2 separate regions of the Mus musculus genome follow, and region 1 is linked to region 2. A link is a loop called in an ENCODE intact Hi-C map of the cell type or tissue named here. Cell type or tissue: heart. All regions are shown on one strand.

Region 1 (8,000 bases), 65 kb after region 2:
TAACATCGTAAAGGAATAGCTAGATATTACATATGTCTTGTACTCTTCTCCCACAATTAAACCTTAGCCAGGTTTTACATCAAAATATCAACTTATCAGATACTCAGGGACACAGCAGCATGGTAAACTAAATCAAAATCCAGACTGCAGAAAATTCTATAGGGCAAACCACCCAGGTTCTTCAAAAGATAAAATTACAAAGGGAGTGTGAAGAGGGGAGGAGTGAGAAGGAGGGGAAGGAGGAGAGGGACTTAATTTTTTTTAAGTCTCACAAAAAAGGAGGCTGTAGTGCAATGTCATGTACTTCACTCTGAGGGAGCAGATACACGAGTGGCATAACCTGAAGCTTTATCTTTGGAGCATTTCTTTGTAAATCAATAAACTGACACGCTTTTGAAAAAGAAACGGAGCAACAACAGGAGGCCTTCACACTGCCTATGCTGCAGGATGAGTAAACTTATGCTAGAGATTATTTCCAAAGCCTTCAGACTCATGGGTTGTTAAAATGAGCTCCACTCTCAAATCTGTAAGAGATGGCAGAAGCAAAGATCAAAGAATAAAAAAATAAAATACAAGAGAAGCCACAAAGGAACATGTATGTAATTGAAGCTTGAGAGAAAATCCATGCCTTCAACAGGATTGGCTCTAAAAGGGACTGATCTAGAAGCAGTCTACCTACTGTGGTGGGAAATGGACATTTTAGTATGGACTTATTGAGGAGTAATCATTAATGAGAATTAATGTGACAATTCAATATGAGCATGCATTAGAATACAAATCACTCATTTTCATAGTCCAACCCCCAATATTTGAGACAGCTCACAGGGCTGCATTACAGTTTGTGACGGTTTCAATATGAGGTGTCTGCCACAGAGTCCTGTGGCGGTACTGCTCTTCAGCTGTGGTAACTGCTTCGGGAGGTTGTGGAAACTTTGGGAGTGAACACAGGTGGAGGAAGAAGGCCACTGTGGTGTGACTTTGAAAGTTACACTGGGTCCCTAGTCCTTTTCTTCTCTCTGCAGCTGGTGTGCCAGATAAGTAACTCTCCTCTGCCACACACACCCACTGCCATGAGAGCCAAAAAGCCATGGATGGAGCCCACGAAATCATAAGCCAAAATAATCCTTGTTCATTTAAATAGCCTCTGCCAAACATAGGGTTACAGCTACACAAAGGTAACTAATAAAAAGAGAAAGAAAATGAAGACTATTAAGATTAAGTCAACAGTAAATATACCATTTAAATCATATGTCACAAATTCACATGCCATTGTAAGGGAAAGGCCACCTGTGAGGCTCCAAGCTCCCTACTAAAGAGAGAAATCTCATCAAGTCTCTGGAGTTGTGATGACTATGTAGTATAAACAAGCTGGTCAAAGGAAAAACAGCTTGTCCTGGCACCATGATCAGGGACAGTCTAGTACAAGTGTTCTAATGTTAACAACACTGAAGAACAAAACAAGAAAATACTCATAGCTCATCTTCACTGAGCCTCCCACCCCCAGGCAGGACCGCTAAGCCTTTTCCTGTGAACACTCAGGAAGTAGCTATAATTGCCATTATTACTATTTTCTAGATGAAGAGCTACAGCCCCAGCAGGTGAAGCTGCACGGTCCAGGAGTCAGCAGAGCAGCCAGGCTCAGGAAGTCCAGCTCCAGCGCCCAGCGCCTAACCCTTACACCATGCATCCTCACCAGTAAGGTGAGGGCATGAGCATTTGCCTCGGCTAAGAGTATTTGTCTATCCAATCTTGTCTCATTGTATGAGTATCAGCCCTCAGATCAGCTGTTAATAGTTCCCGTAGTAGCAGTAGTAGCAAAACTGACAAGGGCACCACGATAAAGGAGATAAAGCCTCACCGAGAAAGCCACAATAAGAAGTGTAGTCAATTTCACAATGCTGTTTGTTTTAATGCCTCTCAGTAAAGGTTGATTGCATTATACTGAAGAAAGCTCTGTAAGAGCAAGTTTACCCCGCTCTAAACAATGTCGTCAACACAGCCTGTTCTCAGACATTCTGATTTGATCCAGGTAAAAACTGATTGGCTGTAAAGCAATGTACTGAGTATGTTTTCCGGAATTCTCCAAGAAATGATAACTCTGATTACTAGGTATATTTTAAAAGATTAAGCAACAGTGCCGAAGTAGATACACACTTGCTTGAGTGAAGCTAAATGATAGCATATGCATATGTACATATATTCCATAGTCAATCAAGTACAGAATATTTTCTTATAAAAAATTAAGGAATTGGTAACATGTCAAAGTAGCCAGCCAACCTATGTTTTCATGGCAGCTAGCCAAATAAGTAAAGGGCCATAACTGAAAATAGTTCTGAGGAGTTACCAATTAACTAGCAGACAGTTCATTCCTAGCATTCAACACAATGTGGTCATAACTCTGTGTGAGTGTGTGTGTACACGCGCATGCACAGCATGTGTGTGCATGATGCTAGGAATTGAACACAGGACCTTGTACATGCTTGACAAGTGCTCTACCATTAAGCTATATCCTTAACCCTTGGCTTTGATCTCACTAGTTATGTAAACTGGCCTTGAACTCACTGAATAGCTTAGGCTAGCCTCCTACTGGCAATCCCCCTGCTTCTGTCTTCTAAATTCTGAGACTACAATATGTACAATATGAGACTACCATGCTTGGCTAGAATAATCATAAAATTCTGACATAGAAAATTGTCAAAGGCTTTCCAAAACCTCAGTTCAGTCGTAAAATTAACTAAGTTAAACACCTATAGACTACTTAACAGGCTTCCACAGATAGTTATCAAAGATGTCAGCTGAATATCTAGAGATATATGTAGAAATACATAGGAGTTTTGAAGTAGACTATATATATTTCTGAAAGAAGTAATTAGCAAGCTTTCAAAGCCATCCCTTGTTGGTGTAAACACAACTAGAACATTAATATATTAAGCCCATAAAAGAAACAATTAATTTTAAAAGGGGTGGAGGGGGCAAGCAGCTCAAAAGGATAGTGAACAAACCTGAATACTAGAACTTTAGTATGGGAAATCCTAAGTACAATAAATATTTGATAAGATTATCAGCTTTACCAATAGTCAAAGTACTATAAACTACAAGGTTATCATCTTCAACCAGCAGATATGTCCAACTAGAAATGACAGATAAACATAGTGAAGGCAAGGAAAGTAGCTGCTATTATATGCTGCTAGTGGAAAGGTAAATTAATGTAGCCTTTGAAGTGAAAATTTGAATGAACATCAGGTGCTTATCCAATAATCTCATGGACACGTTCTCATAAATGTGAAACAGATACAAGATATTTACTGAAACATATTTTGCAACAGAAAATCTGTTTGACTTGGGCTAGCAACATGGCTCAACTGTTAAAGGTGATTGCTGCCAAGCCTGAGGACCTAAGATCCCACATGGAGACTGACAAGGAGAGACCCAACTCCCACAAGGTGTCTTCTGACTTCCATAAGTGTGTCAGCACACGTGTGCCCACACACATATACACAAATGCACACAAATTAAATACATATTTCTTAAAAGCAGGTATCTAAAAAACTTTATCTTAATATTCATGAAAAGGAAACTGGTTAAATAAACAACATAATATACAATTGTAAGGCTAGTTACCCATTGAAAAGATAAAATGGCTCCTACATATTCTAGCAGACAAAAAATATCCATGAGTGTAAGTAAAAAAAAAAAAAGGCCAATAACAACATATAAGGTATTTTCTTTTCTTTTTTGTGTCTAAGTGAATGTGTATGTGAGCAATAGATGTACCAACAAGGATCTAGAATAGTCAAGAATCTTTCAAATTCCAAAAGCCAGAAACCCAATTCACACTAGCACTAGCAAATAAAGCAACCAATTAGGTCATTTAACTGAGAAATAATGGGTAGGTCTTATTTAAGGTTCAGTAGTGTCCAAAGGCTCTGTGCTCATGCACACCAGAGTACATAAAAGAGTGATTATTGTGAATCTCTGGCTCAGGCAGTCTGTATGCTGGTTTCTCTTAGTGTACGGATCTGGAATGTTCCCCCAAAGGCTCATGTGTCAAAGGCTTGGCACTCTGAGACAAGTGGTGCTCCTAAGAGATAGTAGACACTTTAGGCAGAGCCTAGTTGTTAGACAAGGGACTTAGGAGGGATGCCTTTGTTCCAGGACCAGTCCTCTTTCTCTGCTGTCTGGGTGTCATTCCACATCCAGCTTTACTCTACCATATGAGCCCTGCCATGGCCTTCTCCCTCACAGTGTCCCAGAAAGAACAGACAAGAGACTGGGGCCCAACACCATGAGCCGAACTAAATATTCCCTGCTTTGAGATGATATTCTCCCATGTTTTGTCAAAGTGACGGAAAACTAATGGCCTCATTCCTTCCCACAGCAAATCACTGACCTCATGGTACTACTTCTACTTTCATCCAGGTTAGCAATTCCAATGGGATAAGCCTGGCCCCTCACCCTACATGGTTTTGAATCTCAGGTAAGTACACTAAAACTGCTTTGCTTTGGTTACATGACTATCCATTTTGCCACAATCACTATATCCAAGGGAAAGGGGCATTATTAAAGACCATGCTACTACCTAAAACAAAAAATAAAGAGCAGGTACTATTAGATAGCCTAAATTAACATATTTTCTGAAATTTCATCTCTTAACTCTATATACTTTCACTCATTTGGATTTATTATTAGGATGCAGCCAAGTATTATATATATTGTTTACTTTTTGATTCAAAGAGAAAAAAATATTGTAATATGGTTAAAAAATTCAAGTTCTAGAAAGTGCAGGATTGATAACTTTAGAACAGAAGTGGAAACTATATATGGAAAATAAATAGTTTCATCACCTATAAAGATCTACACTCGTGAGGTAGTGTGAATGAGGATGCCCCCCCCCCATGCTCCTGCTGTTTGCATGTTTAAATGCTTGGCCCCCAGTTGGTGGAACTGTTTGATAAGGATTAGGAGGTGTGGCCTTTTTGGAGGAAGTGTATCACTGGGGGAGGGCTATGAGATTTCAAAAACCCATGCCATTATAGTTAGCTTTCTCTCGACCTCCAGTTTTGGGATAAGATGTAAGTGTTTAGCTACTGCCCTAGTGTCTGCCCTGCGTGCCTGAGATCATACACTACCCCTACGTCCCACCCTACAACCACACCCTCCCATCTCCCCTGACATGATGTCATGGACTAACCCTCTAGAACTGTGATTCCCCCCCCCACACACACCCCAAATGTTTTCTTTTATAAGGTGTTTTGGTCATGGTGTGTCTTCATAGCAATGGAACAGTAAATAAGGGAGTGACCTAGTTATGTATAACTGGTCAGAATTTTAACAATACCTCAATAGCCCTTATCAAGCAAGCATTAGAAAGGTAAACAAAAAGGAAACAGTTTGGGTAAGAGAAAAGTGAAGACCTCCAGAGATACTACAGATACATTTTCAGATGTCAAAACGTTGCCACTGGTATCCCAAAGCCCTGCACTCCTTCTTGTTCAGCCTATAATCTTATCAACCAGGTGCTGGAAGGAGGAAGGCTCTAAAGAGCTTATATCACAGCAAATAGTCACTTTGTGTGAGTTTCAAATATCTACTCCACAAAAGCAGGGTAAAGCTTATTGTTTATAGTAGAGACAACAGTAAAAGTTACTCTTTCATTGACTTAGAGGTTAAAATTCAGCACTTACAAGCTCTTTTTTACAAATGGTTTAACAATAAAAAAAAATTGTGTTCAGGAGCTGGAAAAAGAGCTCAGAGGATAACAGATTCCATTCCACATTATGGTTCACAACCATTTATGACTCCAGTTTCAGAGGTTCTTATAGCCTCTGCAGGTACCAGGCAAGTACACAGTACATACACACACACAACACACACACACACACACACACACACACACACACACACACGCACGCGCGCGCGCGCATGTAAAACACTCATACACATAAAATAAATAAATCTTTTTAAAATTATATTTAGCCAGATATAAAGGATTTAGTGTTGTTCAACAACTCTCAAACAGGGTCTTCCTATCTTCATATTCACCTCAATAAAGAAAGTTAGTTCTGGGACCTCGCGTGGTGAATAAGGAAGCCGGGAGCAGCCCTGCCTCTCCTTTTCTCCGGCGGCCGGGAAGATGGCAGACATTCAGACGGAGCGTGCTTACCAAAAGCATCCTAAGATCTTTCAAAACAAGAAGCAGGTTCTGCTGGGAGAAACCGGCAAGGAAAAACTCCCTCGGTACTACAAAAACATCGGTCTAGGCTTCAAGATGCCCAAAGAGGCCATCGAGGGCACCTACATAGACAAGAAATGCCCCTTCACTGGTAACGTCTCCATCCGAGGTCGGATCCTGTCTGGTGTCGTGATGAAGATGAAGATGCAGAGGACCATCGTCATCCGCCGGGACTATCTCCATTATATCCTGTCCCCCTGTTTCAGGGATGTACAGATCGGAGACATTGTCACAGTTGGAGAGTGCAGGCCCCTGAGAAAGACTGTGTGATTCAATGTGCTCAAGGTCACCAAGGCTGCTGGCACCAAGAAGCAGTTTCAGAAAGTTAGTTCTGGGCTGGGCAGTGGTGGTGAACGCCTTTAATCCCAGCACTTGGGAGGCAGAGGCAGGCGGATTTCTGAGTTTGAGGCCAGCCTGGTCTACAGAGTGAGTTCCAGGACAGCCAAGGCTACACTGAGAAACCCTGTCTTTAAAAAAAAAAAAAAAAAAAAAAAGTTAGTTCTGAAGCTGGAGAGATGGCTCAGTGGTTAAGAGCACTGACTGCTCTTCCCGAGGTCCTGTATTCGAGTCCCAGCAACCACATGGTGGCTCACAACCATCTGTAATGAGATCTGATGCCCTCTTCTGGTGTGTCTGAAGACAGCTACAGTGTACTCATTAGCGATAGATAGATAGATAGATAGATAGATAGATAGATAGATAGATAGTAAGTTAGTTATTGGTCTGGCAAGCAAAGCCATCCTCTGCTCACTTATGTCTTCTGTCTGGATTTTCTGACCCCTTATGCAGCACTCTATGACTACCTAAGGAAGTAACGTGTCATTTTGGGAAAAGCCACAATAACCAAAGAAGCTATTTCATGTTCCAGAAAATATACATTGAAGCTTCATTATCTGCCTACATATCAACCCCATTTTCATGTACCATGGAACAATGCCATAAGCATCCTTCCAAATCCTACCAATTCTAACTCACATCCACTTCCTGCAGGAAGTGCCAGTCTCCAAGCACCATCGTGACAGCTTTATAAATACACACTATGAGTAGAGAACTCTGAAAGCACTAGAGTACAGACTAGTAGAGAAATCATCTCTCCCCTTTGTAATTTACAATTGGGCTAGAGGGACAGATTACAGGTAAAAATAGAAACAAGCCAACAACAATAATTTTCAAGCAAGTGCTAAACATGTGCATGTTGAAATACATACTCCCATGAGACATGTTTGCACTGTTTTATTTTTTCTAATTTGTATATAGTTTAAGACAGAAGAGACCGCCTTATAGAAATTATAATCTTTTTGGTTTTTTTAAAGATTTATTTATTTTTATGTTATGCATATAGATGCTTTATCTGTATCTATGTCTGTGTACCATAAGTATGCCTGGTGCCCTTGGTGGCCAGAAGAGGGCATCAGAGCCACTGAGCAGAATGGCAGTCACAGATGGGTGTTAGTTGCCATATGGGTGCTAGAAGTTGAATCCAGGTCATCTGGAAGAGAAACCAGCCACTCAGCCACTGAGCCATGTCTCCAGGCCTCATTATAACCTTCCTGATGGAGAGGAACTTGGAGAACAACTTTTGGTGCCTCCTATTACTATGGGTGTTCAATAAGAAAAAAACTTCCCGTGTAAAGAACATGTTTAAACAAACAAACAAACAAAACCAGAAAAGTAGTAATGATCAAGATCATAGGATGTTTTCCCCCAGCGCCTCTACGGACAGAGGCAGAAGGGAGCACAAGTTTGTTTGCTCAGCCATGACAAGGGT
Region 2 (8,000 bases):
CAGTAAACCGCCATTCTTTAAGACAGTTGTAACTGCTCGGACTCCCAGCACCACACACAAAAGTGTAACTAATACACTACCCTTGACGCAAGCAAACCAAGAGAACATGTGTGTGTGTGTGTGTGTGTGTGTGTAATGGAATATAGAAATTATCACTCTTAATACAAAACATTTCTTAAAAGTAAACTATATTTTCATTTAAAATAAGCTAAAGTCCTAGAAATGAGCCACAGCAACAATCAAGCAAATATACACAAAGAAAGGGGAATTTTAGTTATAATTAAAATAAAAATAAAGCAACTGAAAATTAAAAATATTTGAGTTGGTAGTAGAGTTCTAGCCTAGCCTGTATGATGTCCTGGGTTTGCGGTCCAACACCACACACACACACACAAACACACACTTGACATAGACATGAAAAGAGAAAAGAAATGAAAAGTACTTGCTGAATTCCACCTCTAGGAAGGAGGTACCTTTTCCTATTTCTCCTTGTAAGTAAAAGTAAAAGCTATAGACATACTTATCACATCCATAAGGAAACTGAAAACAGAGAGACTACAGACCATTTGTGGATCTCATAATTCAAGGAAAAGCACATGGAAGATTTGTGAGTTTTCTTTTGTACCTTGTATGTGATAGAATAGGAAGCAAAGAAGCTGCCAACTTGGAAACACCTAGAAGCCAAGACCTCCCTAAAAACACCAAACAAACAAACAAACAAACAAACAAACAAAACAAAACCCTGTTCTCCCTTGCCAAACAATCAGGAACAAGACAACATGGGCAAAAGCTATTTTACTTAGCCAAACACAAAAAAATTGGGTGTGGGTGTAGGTCAGGGGTGGGTGAGTTAGAGTCCGATGGTTTCTATTCTACCACTGCCAATGCAGGGCACATGGAAGCCCCCCCTCAAGATACAGCAGGAAGGCCAGCTCTCCCAGCCAGAGGCATCTCAGAGCCCAGCAGTGAAGCCTGCCTGCTAGCTGGTAACAAGGCTATACAGAATGCCTGACATTGTCACTTACCCTCTCTGCCACAGGCTGGTGTCAGGGGAAGCCTCTGTGAGTTAGGCCTTTTACCTCTACACAGTAATGGGAATATGCCCCTGCAGAGGCCACATGGGGGATATTAATGAGGCACCCCTGCCTCTCTCAACCAGGAAGAAAGAGAACCAACCCCCAAGCTGAGTAATAAGAGTGGCAAGTAGGGAGTTGAACTCCTACCCACGGGTAATCAGACATCAGCCTTCCTTCCCATGCTGAAGCAACAATGGCAGAGGCTAAATACGGGGTTTATTTAGTTTTCTTTTTGAGACAGGATGTTACTTTGCATAGTACAGACTAGTGTCAAGCTTACAATCTTCCTCCCTCTGCCTTCCAAGTGTTAGAAGTTCAAAGATTCTACCACCATATCCAGCTAAACTGGGACATTTAAATAGATTGAGAATCTCAGAATACAATACCAATAATGTTCAAATATCCAATGAAAATCACTTATTTCAAAAACTAGGAATTTATTTTTAGATTTATTTTTATTATTTTTAGATCTGTGTGTGTGGGTACATGAGGAGTCAAGAGACTTCAGATTTCCCTGGAGTTGGTGCTACAGGTAGTTGTGAGCCACCTGATATGGGTGCTAGGAACCCAACTGGGGTCTCTATGAAAGGCTCTGAACCAATAAAGCCATTTCTCCAGCACCAAAAACCATGAACATTTATAACTGAATGAAAAAGGAAGATCTGTAGATACTAAGATGCTAGAGATGCTGAAATTATCCAAAAAGGGACTGTGACTGGCCATGATGAAATGAGTTGTCTGCCTTCTCTCTGTCTTTATTTTTCTCACATATTTGAAACAAAACAAACAAAATCCAAAGGAATAATATAGGGACATTAGCAAAGCAAGGGAGGCCATAAGGAGGGACTAAGGGGAGATTTCAGACTCAACCCAACAGCTAAAAGCAAAAATTGAATGGATGGGTGCAGAGGAAAGAATTGCAGGCCTGAAAGACAATAAAGCTTTGCAATTTTAACAACAGAGAGAAAGCAAACAGAGCGAGCTTCAGATCTGTGCATCATCTCACAAAAGGTAACAATTGGCCAGATTTAAACAAACAAACAAACAAAAGACATCGGGGTGGTAAATTGGTGGCAAGATGCTTCAGTGGGTAAAAGTGTTTGTTGAGAAAGACTGAGGATCTGAGTTCGATTCCCATAAGCCACACACACGAAAGCTGGAGGAGGGTGGATGCACTGTAATTCCAGCACCAGAGTGGCAAATAGGCTACCTGTCCTGGAAAAGTCAGCAAACAAGTGAAACTGAGACCTTCCCTTAACAAGGTGGTGGAACATCAAATCCACTATCAAGAGTTGCCCTCTAACCTACACACACACACACACACACACACACACACACGTGGAGGGAGAGTGAGCAAGCTTAAGTAATCTAAAACTAAAGAAAGCTCAACTAAGTATCAAGAATAATTCCCATAGAACCTTACCTCGGTTAAGCTTCAGAAAACTGAAGACACAGGAAAGGTAGGAAAAGCATGCTTTGCGTATGATGGGAAACCAACTCACGTGACAGCTGGTTTCTCATGACACACAGAGGAGGGAGAAGGAACTGCTATACACGTTTTCACTGCAGTCCTGGAATGCAATGCATCTGTGTATTCCTAACTCTTTTCTCTGGTTTCCTGTTCCTTGGTAAGCTTGAAGTCTGCTGCTGGGGTATAAGACCATGACTTGAAACAACAACAAAAGGAGAGTATGAATGATGTTGCTTTTTATTTAAAGAGTTTTAGTTTCTGATTGGCAGTAGGAAAAACTCCAGAGAGTAAACTAATCTGAAGCTTATTTTCAATCTTCTTGATAACTGGTCTATTTCTGTTTTACACTTACACCTAGGATTTAATTGTTCAGAGGTTTCCTCAAAAATCTGTAGTATTTACCAAGACCCTTCGCACTCTAGGACCAGGAAACTATTCAAAAAGACTATTGTACTGTTACGTCTCAAGTTGACACCGGCTAGAGTCATCTGGAAGAGGGAATCTCAACTGAGGAAATGCTCCCATTCGACTGGCCTGTCTGCAAGCCTGTGGTGCATTTTCTTGATTGATGTTGATGTTGATTGGGCCCATCCTACTGGGGGGTGGGGCAACCCTGGGTGAGTGGCCCTGGTGTTTTATCACAGCAACAATATCCTGACTAAAATGACTTTCCCTTAAGTAAATGGTGCTGGCAAAAATGGCAAGCCAATGGAGTAAGAGTAAATGTGATTTACATACTATACCAGCAAACAGAAAAAGGGGGAAAGGTCAAATGGATTAAATACTGAAATTAAATCTCATCATTAGAAAAAAGTGTTAACTGGAGTGAGAAGGTACCAAAGTTACAGAGTTATGTGTGAAGTAATACAAAAGAAATTCTGGAGATTTTTTTGGCATGGTAATATGAATTAACACTTAAAAATAGGTAAGATAATGAATTGTATAAAGTATTTTCTAACCAGTTTTAGTAAACATGTAAGTGAATATAGTTTCCTTTATAGTGTATAAAGGAAAATATTGATAAACCTGACTATTTATATGTATTTTGAAAGCTGAATACTAATAGTAAATAATTAACAATTAATTTTAACTATAATAATTGTATTATATTGAGATTATGGTATTTTAAAAAAATAGACAACTTTACCTTTTCTAGGGCCATAGTGAAGTATTTACAGACGAAAGGACATGATGCTTGTATTTGTTTCAAAATATGAGAGTAAAAGGTGTCGAAGAGGGTAAAAACAAAGTTGGCCCTGTGTTCTAATTGTTTGAGACAGACAAGAGTTCATTATTCTATTTTTAGCTATTTTCAAAATCAGGACCAGTGTAGTAACATTTCAAGAGCTGTGTAGATAACACCGTTAAAGGCTGCTGACGCAGCTCAGCTGGCAGACCTAACACTGACCTAACATTCAAGAAGCTCAGGGTCAGTCACCAGCATGCTGTGACCACAGGAGGTGAGGGCAGGACAATGACAAGTTCAGGGTCATCCTCAGCTACATAGCTAATTTGAGGCTAGTGTGGGCTATATGAGACCTTGTCTTTAAAAGAAAGAAAAGGCAAGCTAGCACAGTGTAGTAACTCTTAACCCCTCACCCCCCAAAAAGATGGCAATAGTTTTGAAACCAAAATATCCACTAGATTTCTAGATGAAATATAAATTACTAAATCCCATTTGTTTATTTATTTATTTACAAGTATAGAGTGGGCTGTACAACACAAGAAAGGCAGGCATGGTAACACATTTGTAATCCTGGCATTAGGAAGTAGAGAGAGGAGTGCTGTGAGTTCAAGGGCAGCCTGAGCCACAGTGTCTTAACCCACAGCAGATCTGTGTTAATCTGGGGCTAGGTAGATAGACGGCTTGGCAGTTAAAAGTACTTACTGTTCTTACAGAGAAGGGTGTGGGGGAGGTGTTCAGTTCCTCCACCCACATGGCAGCTTTCAACCACCTGTAACTCCAGTTCCAAATGATCTAGCACCCTCTATTGGACTGCTTGGGTACCAGGCATGCACACAGTGCACAGACACATCACAAACATAAAATTAAAAAACAATCAATAATAAACAAAGAATAGGTTGTGTTTTTTAGGGGCTGCGAAGATGGCACCATGGATAAAGGTTCTTGTTGCCACCACCCTGAATCCAATCCTGGGTGCACATATGGAAGGAAAGAACCAACTTCACCAGGTTGTCCCCTGACTTTCACACTGTGGCGTGAGTCCCTCATCATGTTCATATACACTTGCACACGTGCCCACACACTCATTAATACATGAGTAAAGACTTTATTTTAATCTAATTTTAAATCTGAGATTTACTCTAAGAAGCTCATTCACCTGTTTCTAACATTCAGTAACTCCTCAAAACTCTTAAAACCCATACATCTTACAAGATAGGGTTTAGTTTTACATCCTATCATTTTTGCTCTTCTGCTTATTCTCACTTTAGATCTACCGTTAAATAGTGTTAGTAAGTGACCATGCAGTAAACTACTTCCTAAAGTACAGTTCTAAGAATATAAATATGTGCATAGAAGTTTAAAACAACCATTATGTGCAAACTACAAGTTCTACACTCACCTACCCCACCAAACCAAGGCACTTTCTCATGCTTTATATGTCAAACTCCCCTAAATGCCTGGTCTGTGATTTTTCTCCATCAGCAGGGTCCTTTGCTATATACTAGGTTAGGCAAGTGGAAGCACACAGTGTACAACTGCCTGCGGCCACATTCTCTCACCCTGAACAATACTGCTACAGACCCATGCTGCTGCATGTGTCAATAAAGTCCTTCACTGCTTAGTCATCAACTTATGAATTTACCACACTTATCATTTCATACTTTCACAACCATGTGGGCTGTTTTCAGCATGTGTGGCTGTGAATAACATAGACGGATGTATTGCTTAATTAAAGATATGGACCAAGGTTGAATGTAAGTTGTTACCACTATGGGAAAGTGGAATATATGAAAATCTTGTCCAAATTTGCAACTTCTATGAGAATAGAAATTTGTTCCAGTACTAATTAATAACATAATTATACATATGTAATATTTTCATTGATCTGAGCCGTATTCAAGAGAACCAGTTTTTCTGCATCTTGGATGTCCTGGTACTGCCCTGATTTCCTATATTAGTTACGTTAAGCACTTGTTTAGTAGTGGATCATTGTATTGTCCTGGTTTCCTACACTAGTTACGTTAAGTACTTGTTTAGTAGTGGATCATTGTATTGTCCTGATTTCCTACATTAGTTACGTTAAGTACTTGTTTAGTAGTGGATCATTGTATTGTCCTGGTTTCCTACATTACATTAGTTACGTTAAGCACTTGTTTAGTAGTGGATCATTGTATTGTCCTGATTTCCTACACTAGTTACGTTAAGTACTTGTTTAGTAGTGGATCATTGTGGGTTTAATCTGAATCTCCCTGAGGCAGTGGAAAGACTGCAAGGCTCATAATTTCAACTATCTTTTCAATTGCACTTACTTCCAACTTTTGATGAAATATCTGTGTTTGATTAACTTTGTGTGTATGTGTTAGTACATGTCATGTCTGTGCAGATTATATTTGTGGAGGCTAACATGAAAATTCTTTTTCAATTACCTCTGGAATGTGAGGGCAATCTGGGTGCAACATCTGTCACCCCACTGATCGCCAGGGCTGATTCATCTGATCTGACTGTCTAGGCAGGTATGCCCTCCTGAAGCTGCACAATTGGCCAGTCCTCAGTTGATGGAAGGGACAACCTTCCCCAATAGAAGAGAACTTGTCTTTGGTTGAGGGCATATGAGTAGCTGCGCTCCCCTGATAGAACCTCCAAACAAGCTCTCAATTACCCTCTGATTTTTTTGAGGCAGAGTCTCTCACTGAACCTAGAAGCACATGATTTGCCTAAATTGCCTGCGCAGCAGGTCCCAGGCATGCTTCTCCCTCCACTGTCCAGCACTGGGACTATAACACCCAATCTTTCAAATAGATGCTAGGGATCCAAATTCAAGTCCTTATGTTTACATAGAAAGCACTTACTGGCCAGGTGTGGTGGCGCACGCCTTTAATCCCAGCACTCGGGAGGCACAGGCAGGCGGATTTCTGAGTTCGAGGCCAGCCTGGTCTACAAAGTGAGTTCCAGGATAGCCAGGGCTACACAGAGAAACCCTGTCTCGGAAAAAAAAACTAAAAAAAAAAAAGCACTTACTGACTTTTAGCCATCTCCTACAATCCCCATTTTGTTCATTTTGAAATTGGCTGTTTCTTTATTATAGAGGTTTGAGAGTTCTTTGCATGAGTTTGATACAAGTCCTTACTAGGTATGTCATTTGAAAATACTTTTCAGTCTGAAGATGGTACTTTCATTCTCAAAATGGTGTCTTTTGTAGCAAAAGCTTTTAATTTTTATGAAGCTCAATCTGCCACTCTTCTTTAACAGACCACACTGCTGGTTTCTTGTCTAAGAACTCTGTCCTACCCTTAAGCTATGAAGGTTTGTTTTCTACCTAAAGCTTTATGAATTCACAATTTACATTTTTAGACATAGAATGTCCTTGGAGTTAATGCTTTTGTAAGGTACGAGTACAACCACAGTCCATTTTCCTCATTAACAACAAAGGGTTTATTCACCTAGAAAAGCTAAGCCAAGGTCAAGAAACAGGGTGATCTCTATATTAAAGAAGATGACTTAGAGAACTGTGGGGGAGGGGAGATATATTAGCATTTTCTTTAAAGAGTGATTTTTCCCTTGAAATGCTACTTTGTTGAGGTAATAATTTCAAAATGCCATGATCAGAAAAAAAGCAAATTAAATATTTTCTGAACATCTGTCATATTCTTTGGCTAGGGCTGTATATTCAACCCATATGTTCCTATGTAAAAATTTTTACAATAAGTAACTTGTTGGCATTATTTCTGCTTTACAGAGAAAAACACTGAGCATACACAGCTCAAATGGTTTTATTTTCTTCTTTAGTCATATTTTCCTAATTTGTCTTTAAAATATTCTCATTATGAAAGAATGAAACCATTTCTGGAAAATCTCCACATAGGTGAGAAAATTAGTAAATCCTGCTACCAAGCTGCTGCAAATACATGACTGATCCGGGAAGGGTCTGCGAGCAGCAGCAGCAGCAGCAACAGGAAAGTGGTCCAGAACACAGCTATGAACACAGCTGAAGCAGATGGAAAACACAGAGCTTTAGCAAAGAAACAGAACATAGTTACAAATGGATATTTCAGAAGTAAAAATACAATATTCAAAATTAAGCTTACAGGATTAACTTATTAGCAAATGAAGATTCGTGAAGAATGAAAAGTGAACTTGAAGACAAATCAATAGAAACAATCAAATCTGAAAAGACACATAATCATGGGAGCCACAGGAAGTGAAGAACAATTAGAGAAATACATCATTTTTTTGTCTTCAAAGTTCCAAAAGGAGAAGAAAGAGAACG

What was found. Peaks named below come from ENCODE experiments on the same cell type or tissue, not always from the same donor. Only the 100,000 strongest peaks of a DNase experiment are listed, where the experiment ranks them.
Region 1: a loop joins it to region 2, with 2.0 times the contacts of the local background. A loop is called at or near these places in 2 of 42 quality-filtered maps.

The regions. Positions count from the first base shown.
Region 1 is chr12:4,453,531-4,461,530 of GRCm38, forward strand. The region is part of intron 1 of Ncoa1 (nuclear receptor coactivator 1); the gene reads right to left. It overlaps Gm51963, which reads left to right and starts at 6,073. Exons shown (of 1, transcript XM_030247018.1): 1 at 6,073-6,568. The coding sequence starts at 6,134. The coding sequence ends at 6,502. In heart, a CTCF peak has its summit at 7,614 (motif pointing right); no DNase peak of the experiment used is centred here.
Region 2 is chr12:4,388,318-4,396,317 of GRCm38, forward strand. All of the region lies in intron 2 of Ncoa1 (nuclear receptor coactivator 1), which reads right to left. Among named protein-coding and RNA genes, the nearest start is that of Gm51963, 67 kb to the right of the region's middle. In heart, CTCF peaks have their summits at 2,602 and 4,558 (motif pointing left); a DNase peak (open chromatin) is centred at 3,954.